2 separate regions of the Homo sapiens genome follow, and region 2 is linked to region 1. Evidence: chromatin contacts called from ENCODE Hi-C or POLR2A ChIA-PET data. All regions are on one chromosome and are shown on one strand. Each heading gives the region's core, a stretch centred on a gene start or an enhancer-like site at or near the end of the contact. The rest is flanking DNA. Distances are from core to core; before and after follow the strand shown.

Evidence for each region. Hi-C counts contacts between places; a loop is a spot of excess contacts on that map. ChIA-PET counts read pairs that join two places held with the same protein, here RNA polymerase II (POLR2A). Pooled maps may share reads with other maps.
Region 2: a loop to region 1 is called in a pooled map, with 5 times the contacts of the local background. The contact joins the enhancer-like site here to the promoter of RPS17 in region 1. A Hi-C loop is called at or near these places in 2 of 50 pooled maps. POLR2A ChIA-PET finds 5 or more read pairs at or near these places in 2 of 52 experiments (HepG2 and activated naive CD4-positive, alpha-beta T cell).

The regions. Positions count from the first base shown.
Region 1 is chr15:82,537,223-82,541,706 of GRCh38, forward strand. It overlaps RPS17 (ribosomal protein S17), which reads right to left and starts at 3,235. Exons shown (of 5, transcript NM_001021.6): 1 at 3,204-3,235; 2 at 2,759-2,910; 3 at 1,658-1,763; 4 at 1,084-1,149. The coding sequence starts at 3,206. RefSeq lists silencers at 3,242-3,361, 3,372-3,471 and an enhancer at 3,591-4,092.
Region 2 is chr15:84,734,174-84,739,375 of GRCh38, forward strand. No RefSeq gene overlaps it. Among named protein-coding and RNA genes, the nearest start is that of ZNF592, 12 kb to the right of the region's middle. RefSeq lists enhancers at 1-356, 863-922, 943-1,032, 2,313-2,372. Within about 2 kb of position 1,523, at least 23 of the 41 ENCODE cell types and tissues checked have a DNase peak (open chromatin) inside an H3K27ac peak, as active enhancers do.

The DNA.
Region 1 (4,484 bases), core at 1,985-4,484:
TGTTATAGGCAGCTGTACTGTGTATTGCAGAAAGTTTAGCAACATCCTTGGCCTCTACCCCTTAGAAGTTAGCAGGTATCCCCTGGCTATGAGAACGAAAAATGTGTCTGGACATTGCCAAATGTCCTCTAAAGCAAAACTCTGTCCCTTTGAGAATACACAGTGCCACTTGCTTTCCAGGACCAGCCCTGGGTAAGAGCTATTACTAATCTAATCAACATTTGTGAAGGGCCCAAGTACACAAGGCATCAAGCAGAAGGGAGGGAGGCAAGAGCAGACCCTGCCCTCAAACAAGTTCAGGCTGGTAGGCAGGGCAAGAAGCCAAGGGCCCAACTTATACCTGGAACTCCATGTCCTATTTGGTCCTCAGAAACCCATTTTAGTTTCAACAAAAATGCTGCATTCAGCGCAGTGGTTATTTCAGGAAGAAAAGACCCACAGCGGGGCTGTAGCTGTACTGGTGATGTTTTTCTGAAGCTGGGAAAGTACATGTGAGTTCATTTTGCTACTACCTTTTTGAGTGTCTTAAACATTTAATGACCATAAAAATAGGAAAAATGAAGTTGTTCAAAATCACCAACCGCCCATGAAGCCCATGCTTTCACCCAAGTATGCAAAAGGACTAAGATAAGCCATAGAAAAAACATCAAAGTGCAATGAAGATACTCGTGAACTACCTAAGTAGTGCCTTGTATGTACCTGGAAATGGACCAAAGCTCATTTCTGAGTGGTTAGCATGGAGACACCAAAGGAATGCCTTCACAGAAGAAAAGCAGGCAGATTCAGCCAGGGCTGACACAAAGGGGGCAACGTAAGCCAGCTATAAAACCAAGAACAGAAGCAGCCAAGAGAGAAAAGGTGTCCTGGAAGCCACTAGATTTGGGAATCATGATCTTGTGGCGAACTAACTCAATGCACACAACTTCCGCTACACCCCTTATGAAAGCAGTCCAGTTTAGTGGCTACAAGTTTAGATGGGATTCCCAACTCTGCCACTTACTAGCTGGGTGACCTTGGATAATAAGACCTACTGATGGTTTTTGACCAGGAAAATACCACTTTAGGAATCCAGCAAACACTTACCAAAAGCTTCAGCATTTCCTTAGTGTCAGGATCTACTTCAATAATCTCCTGATCCAAGGCTGAGACCTACAAGGAAACGAGGTAGGGTCAAAATACCAATCAATGAGATTATCACTCACCTCTCCTCCTCCTCTCCCCAGGTTCTTAAATATGGGGAAGAGGAGCTGCACAAGGATAGCATTCCTCTCACAAGGTGAGCAGTCTCTTACAGTATTACAGACCCCGATGACCTGTTCTTCTGGCCTTACCTTCCCATGCCCTCATTCAGTATTCAGAACACTTGAAGTCTGTGTTTACACCAAAGAATACTATATTAGGGGCAAACAATCGAGCCACGACAGCAGTCATCAAATCAACATTAAGGGCTCTCATGAAATATGGAATAGACTTAACTGGTTCCAGAAGAGCAGAATGGAGGCTAAGAAACTGGTAGGGGGCCTATGGGCACCCACAGCTGGTTATGGAATGTATGGATTAAAGGTCTCAGATTCAGCTGAGGTCCCTTTGGAAGCCAAGAACCCATAGCTTTATCATTTGAGGATTAGCCAGAAGCCCAAATATCCAGAAAGTTTACCTCAGGAACATAATTGTCTCTCCTTTCTCTCTCCTCCTCCTGCAGCTTGATGGAGATACCTCTTACTGGGCCTCTCTGAATTCGCTTCATCAGATGCGTGACATAACTACAAAGCACACACAGCCAAAGAGAACAGTGAGAAGACAAATCAACTCCCACCTGGTACTGAGCACATGTGCATATATAAATACCCGCTTTAGTTCTTTTCCACAGTGAGAAGGAAGAGGACTCACTATCCTGGGACCTCCTACACATAGAACCTCCACTGGCCTGAGCATTCCTTCCCCTTGGTTTCTCACTCTCTATTCAAACTCTCCTTCATGATGATCAAGCGCCCCACCCCCAACTCGCCCCGCCCCGCCCCGCAGTTTCACGACCCTTCACAGCCTTCATTTTCTTCCAATTTCAAATTCACATAACTTGGCAATTAATACGTTGACTTTGGCACTATTCTTCCAGGCCATATGCCTATAAATCTCTCGAACAGTAACTGCAACTGTGAAGTAAGCATTAGAAGTTGACATCCAGCCGGGCGAGGTGGCTCACGCCTGTAATCCCAGCAATTTGGGAGGCCGAGGCGGGCGGATCGCTTGAGGTCAGGTGTTCGAGACCAGCCTGGTCAACATTGTGAAACCCTGTTGTCTACTAAAAATACAAAAATTAGCCGAGTGTGGTAGCACGTGCCTCTAATCCCAGCTACTGGGAAGGCTGAGGCATGACAATCGCTTGAACCCGGGAGACGGAGGTTGCAGTGAGCCGAGATGGCGCCACTGCACTCTAGCCTGGGCGCCAGGGCAAGATTCCGTCTCAAAAAAAAAAGAAAAAAAAGAAAGAAAAAAGTTGACAACTAAAAGCAACGTAGCTTCAAAGCAAGAGGTCTGACGGTGGCTACCTTCGACCCAGGGTCACCGCGGCCAGTCATGACACAGGCCTAAGTTCACAACAGAAATCCTGCACACGCAGAGCTCTAGCCCTTCTCCGGGACACCAGGGAGTCTCAGGCTAACGAAACCACCAAGGCACCGTCTCTTCCCGAGTCGGAGGGCGGCAGAGCACACAAACAGATCGCGGAGCCCCGGAGGCCGAGGAAGGCCCGACTCACCCTGCTATCTTGTTGCGGAGCTTTTTGCTGGGGATAATGGCGATCTCCTCGCACACGCGCTTGTTCGTGTGGAAGTCGTTGCCCAGGCGCGTGTAGTACTTTTCTATGATGACCCGGGCCGCCTTCTTCACGGTTTTGGTGCGAACGCGGCCCTGCGGGTGGAGAGGACAGGATCACTCACGAGCCAGCGCAACCTTCTGGGAAGAGTGCGGCGCCGAGCCCCGGCCGGTGTGGTTGGGGACCGCCGGCTGCGCTGAGCCGGAGAGGGCCCGGCTAAACAGTGCCGGGCGCCGGGCTTAATGCGGAAGCCGCCGGCCCGTTGCGCTCCAGCCTGACAGGGCTCTGCGCCTTCCCGGCCCAGGGCCTCTCTGTGGGCTGAGGACCGCGGGAAGCTGCAGATGGGGGACGATTGTGGAGGATGGCGGCCTCGAGCCAAAACACCTACCATGTTGGCGGGTCCTTGGTAAAAGAGGAAACAGGAAGCACAGGCGAAGCCTGTTAAAGCTTAGGCCAGAAAGCCGCTTCCGCCCGGCCACGGTCGCTCTGAGCCTACTCGGGAGCCACACAGCGCCCCCTGGCGGAGTGGAGCGGGGGCGGCGGTGGCGCGCCCCTCCGGTGGGCAGGGTGTCTGTCCCGCCCCCGACGGCTCCTCCCTTTCCGCTCCCCGCTCCCCTCGGTTGACTTGGGCTCGCTTCTCTCCCCCATCTGATTTTTAATGGGACCGCCCGTGCGATGTGCTCTAGCGTAGCGTCCATCTCTTCCACACACGCCAGGGAGAGGAGAAGCATCCGGTCCTCGGGAGGACCGAGAAAAGAAGGCGATCCAGGGCCGTGGAACAATGAGGAAGTGGGGGATGGCGGCCGCCCAGGTCCCCCACTCAGTCCGCGGGCCGGAGACTTGTCAGGTAGAGACAGGGTGCGACTGGGCGAGACGTATCTCATTTCTTCCGGGCCTTTGCTCAAATGTCGCCTTATCAGAGGGCTTTCCCTTCAAACTTAGGTAAAATAACTCCCTCACTATCCCTGCTTATATTTCCTAGCACTTGCCGTGTGATTCGGCTTATTTTTCTCAACTAGGGGTGAGCTCCATGACAGTAATGGTCATTTTGTTTAGCTAATTCCCAGTGCTTGAACAGCGCCTAGCACGTAACAACCTCTAACATTGACGTGAAGGGCCCAGCTCACCAGCAGAGCTCCCAACACCTCAGGTACCTTCTCCATCCACTATCTTCAGGCTGTTCCTGCCGCACCCATCCTCAAACCAGGGCCTTCCGAAGCCACCAGCGCAGGCTGCCCCGATGGGCCGCAGCCTAGGTAGGGCCCTGCCCCCTTCTTCCAACTCTGCTCCCTGGGCTGACAGCAATCCTAGGCTCCCACCTGACAGGGGAAGGCTGAGCTGGCCAGGCTGGATGAGTTAAGCCCAGGGCTGTGCCTCATTCCTCAACGCACCTTGGGTACTCCAGTCGGACTCTCAACTGATTGGGGATGGAAACCTGAAGGACAGGAAACCCTGGCAGCAAAAAGTACCAATGGGACAAAAGAAAAGGCCAGAATCTCAGAACTGCGGGAGCAAACTTCCAGTCAAGCTGCTGTCAGGCCCGAAGTGAAAGATCAGGGTTTTTGTTTTTGTTTTTGTTTTTGAGACGGAGTCTTGCTGTCGCCCAGGCTGGAGTGCAGTGGCGCGATCTCGGCTCACTGCAACCTCTGCCTCCCAAGTTCAAGCGATT
Region 2 (5,202 bases), core at 273-2,772, 2.2 Mb after region 1:
TATTCTTTCTGGTTAATGTCTTACTTTTCCCTTTCATTGCAAAGTCAGTGTTCTCAGATTGCATGTGGTTTACTGCCTCACTGTTCTTTCTCCCTTTTCTTCTCTGCCATGAGTCACCTGCTGTGACACTTTAGTGACCCTTAAGATACTTCAGTAAAGACCAGTGGGTTGGCAAATCCAGCAAATCCCCCCCCCGCTTTTTTTTTTTCTGAGAGAGAGTCTCACTCTGTTGCCCAGTCTGGAGTGCAGTGGCGTGATCTTGGCTCACTGCAACCTCTGCCTCCCAGGTTCAAGCAATTCTCCCTGCCTCAGCTTCCTAAATAGCTGGGATTATAGGTGCCTACCACCATGCCCGGCTAATTTTTGTATTTTTTAGTAGAGATAGGGTTTCACCACGTTGGCCAGGCTGGTCTTGAACTCCTGACCTCAGGTGATCGCCTGCCTTGGCTTCCCAAAGCAGTGGGATTACAGGTGTGAGCTACCGTGCCCGGCCAACTCTTTCTTTTCTTTTTTTATTTGAGATAGGGTCTCACTTTGTCGCCCAGGCAGGAGTGCAGTGGCACGATTATGGTTCACTGCAGCCTTCACCTGCTGGGCTCAAGCAATCCTCCCACCTCAGCCTCTCAAATAGCTGGGACTACAGGCATGTGCCACAATGCCCAGCTAATTTTTTTATTGAGACTGGGTTTCTCCATGTTGCCCAGGCTGGTCTTGAACTCCTGGGCTCCAGCAATCCACCTGCCTTGACCTCCCAAAGTGTTTGGATTACAGGCGTGAGCCACAATGGCCAGCCTCCCCTGTCTCTATTCTTCCGGATTTCACCACTGTGACATTCTGCACTCACCACTTCCCCCACCCCACCTTTTTTTTTTTTTTAATGCTTTTCTCCTGTAGCTCCCATGACCACCAGAAGTTACCCAACCAGGCAGATCAGTATCCCTTATCAGCTCACCAGTCCTGAATAATCCCTGACATTTGCATCTTCCTAGATCCCCTCTTTGAGACAGTGTGTTACAACTTTTCCTTTTTCCTCACCCCTCCCCCCTTGGTGACATTCCTTCCCTCTTGCCTGCGGTTACTTCAGAGTCAGCACCTGCACCCACACTTGACTCCTCCCCTCCAGCTCACAAGCGGAAGTATCTTCCTAGCTAAAGCCAGCCTCTCTGCGTTTGCTCTCGATCTCTCCCCTCCCACCATTTGGCCCCCCTTAGGGGACAGAACAGATCATGACTGATGCACCTTCAGCCTCTCCTGCTTTACTTTAAAATCTTGTCATCCTTTAAAATTCTTCCTTGCCCTCATCCGCCCTCCGCATAGTTACTGCCCTCTCTCTCCTCCCTCATTTCTGCCATCAAGCCCAAGCTCTCATGAAGCATTCATTTAATCTTCACAGCAGCCCATGAGGATGGTGTCAGTATTGTCCCTATAAAACAGAAGTGGAGTACAGTTGCTTTATTAAACAAGGTCACCCGGCAGGGGTTTGAAGGCAGAGAACTGGGCTTAGGGTCTGTGCCCTTGACCACTATGTCATACCATAATGCATGCCTCATACTGGATGGTGTCTGTTCCCAGCACTCAGCTCAGTGCCTTGCACATACATAGTAGGGGATTAATAAATATGTCTGACTAAATAAATACATGCTGCAAGTTCTTATTCTTTCACTCTTAGAATGACTCACTAGGCTGGGCACAGTGGCTCACGCCTGTAATCCCAGTACTTTGGGAGGCTGAGGCGGGCGGATCATGAGGTCAGGAGATTGAGACCTTCCCGGCCAACATGGTGAAACCCTGCCTCTACTAAAAATGCAAAAATTAGCTGGGTGTGGTGGCACGTGCCTGTAATCCCAACTACTCGGGAGGCTGAGGCATGAGAATCGCTTGAACCCAAGAAGTGGAGGTTGCAGTGAGCTATCATGCCACTGCACTGTAGCCTGGCGACAGAGCAAAACTCTGTCTTAAAAAAAAAAAAAAAAAAAAAAGACACTAATCCAGGGATTCTCAAAAAATGTAGGGGCTTAGGTTTATAGCTACTTTTCTGAAAGAAGCCACAGTTCTCATGAGTTTGTCATAGGAGTCTGTGTCCATACCAAGTTAATAACTTTTTTTTTTTTTCTTTTGAGACAGGGTCTCACTCGGTCAACCTCCTGGGCTCAAAGGATTCTCCCAAGTAGCTGGGACTACAGCTGTGCGCCACCACACCTGGCTAATTTTTTTTTTTTTTTGTATTTTTTTGTAGAGATGCGGTTTTGCCATGTTGCCCAACCTGGTCTTGAACTCCTGGCCTCAAGTGATCTGCCTGTTTTGGTTTCTCAAAGTGCTAGGACTACAGGTGTGAGCCACCGCATTCGGCCACAACTGCTTGATTCATTCATTTTTCTGTCTCCAGTTTCATTTTCCCCCTTCTCCTCCGCCTCACATCCTGTACAATGCCAGTAGATGACTAGATTGTCAATGTCTCATTTTAATTCTGTTGCTGGTAAAAACATAAGAATAGGCCAGGTGGCACAGTGGCTCATGCCTGTAATCCCAGCACTTTGGTAGGCTGAGGCGGGCAGATCACCTGCAGTCAGGAGTTCAAGACCAGCCTGACCAACATGGTGAAACCCTATCTCTACTAAAAATACAAAAATTAGCCAGGTGCAGTTGCACTCACTTGTAATCCCAGCTGGTAGGAAGGCTCGGGTGGGAGGATCACTTGAAGCTGGGAGGCAGAGGTTTCAGTGGGCCAAAATCACATCACTGCACTCCAGCCTGGGCAACAGAGTGAGACTCTGTCTAAAACAAACAAACAAACAAACAAACAAATATATATATATATAAATATGAATAATTCATACATATATGAATAAATAATTTTCTCTACCTAAAAAGTCTTGAATGCCCTCACCCCACTGCCTCCAACATAAAAATCAAACACTCTGGCCCAATAGCCAAGGCTTTCAGTAATCAAAGCCCAACACACTTTACTAGTACTCCCATTTTTCTCCTGCTTGAATTCTCTGCCCCAGGCAAACCAAAGTCTTCTAACTTCAAAGCCTATGTTCTAACTCGTCTTTCAGCAGTTCATTCAACAATAATGTATTTCATTCCTGATCTGAACCAGGCATTATGCTAGGGGTGGGAATACACAAATGAATACAATACAGTCTTTACCCTCGAGAGACTATCAATCTAATTTGGGAGAGAGATGTGAAAACAAAAATCTAAAGACATGGAATGACAAATTGTCCATGGGAGTTATTCTTGCCTGGAGGTGGGGTGGAGCTGAGAGTAAAGGAGACTTTTCTTTCTATGTTCAACATGTCTGCACTCTTTACCTGTTTCTTTTATAACATGCATGCTTTACTTTTGTAACCAGGGGAAAAAAATCACATTACATGAAAATTATGATTAATTCAATTCTGAACACTTGAGTTCAAAGAAAAAGCCCATAACTGTCAAAAACATAGTAAAATTAAGGAAGAAAGGACAATGAACCAATAGAAAAAAGTGGACAAAGCTATGAGAAGGCATTTCTCAGAATATGAAACATTTATGGTCAATAAACATATAAAGATATATTCAACTTCATTAATCATCAGAGAGGTACAAGTCAAAACCACAGTGAGATTCCATTTGATGTCTATTTGAGTGGCAAAAATGAAGAAATCTGACAATAGCTTGCATTGGAGAGGATGTGGATCAAGAGAATCTCATATACAATGTTGTTAGAAGTGTAAATTGGTTTAAAAAAATCAAACCAGAACAAAACAAAACCCCAAAACCACTTTGGTAAACAACTGGAAATTATCTTGTGAAGCTGAACATTCACAATAGAATTGTGACCACCAATTCTATTTCTATGTAAATAAGAAAAAGAAATTCTCGCATTGGCCGGGCGCGGTGGCTCACGCCTGTAATCCCAGCACTTTGGGAGGCCGAGGCGGGCGGATCACGAGGTCAGGAGATCCAGACCATCCTGGCTAACATGGTGAAACCCTGTCTCTACTAAAAATACAAAAAATTAGCTGGGCGTGGTGGCGGGCGCCTGTAGTCCCAGCTACTCGGGAGGCTGAGGCAGGAGAATGGCGTGAACCCGGGAGGCGGAGCTTGCAGTGAGCTGAGATTGCGCCACTGCACTCCAGCCTGGGCGACAGAGCGAGACTCCGTCTCAAAAAAAAAAAAAAAAAAAAAGAAATTCTCGCATTTGAGCAGCGTTGGGTTTTACATGAAAGTTTTTGGTAGCACTTTTGCAATAACAGAAATCTGCAACAACCCAATGCTCAATATTGGGAAATCGGGTGTATTAGTTTGGGTTCCCCAAAAGCAGAGCCTGAGACAAGGACTTGGGTGCAGGTTGTGTATTTGGGAATTGATGATGTGTGTGGAGGACAACAGGTCTAACGGAGAGGAACGAGTGAGGTAGGGTAGGAGGGAAAGCCAGCGCAGGGGGCGTGATTGATTTTTGGAGTCCTCTGAAAAGTGTAAAAAATGCCTCCTAGAATTGTCCATCTGAAGGATAGGAGACTGGGGCATTTATTCCTTGGCTCATACCTGCCACTGGTTGAAGGTTGTGTTAATTCTCTTTACTTTCAGACTACGCCTGTGAGAGGGCTGAGTAGGCTCTTATGGCTTTGAAAAGGCCTTGAAACAGAAATTGGAGAGGCCCAAGACCTGACACTTGCAGCGGAAATTGTAAGCGAAGGCTCCCATGAAACTGGCCACCATATATTCAGGGCTAAGAGGCCAAGGATAAGAATACAGGCCACCAAGAGTTTCTGTTGCATGGGAAAAATGAAAGTTAGTATAGTCACACATTAGAATTGTCTATAGCAGCCGCGAGAAATAAATGCAACTATATGCATCAAGCCTGAGATGAATTTTAACAATATAACACAAAAAGTGAAAAAGAAATCCCAGGATATTACATAGGAAATGACACTGTTTTAGTAAAGAAAACAAGAACTAAAATTAACGATATATGTTTTGGGAACATGTATGCATGTATCTGTGTGTGTGTGTGTGTGTGTGTGTGTGTATGTATGTATACAAATATATATGACTTACTGTACCCAACTGGTTTTTTAGTTTTCAAAAATTTATGTGTGTGTATGTATATATACACACGTATACAAATTCTGCTGGAATGCAATGGTGTGCTCACAGGCCTTTTAATTTTTTTTTAAGAGATGGAGGGGGTCACACTTTGTTGCCCAGGCTGGA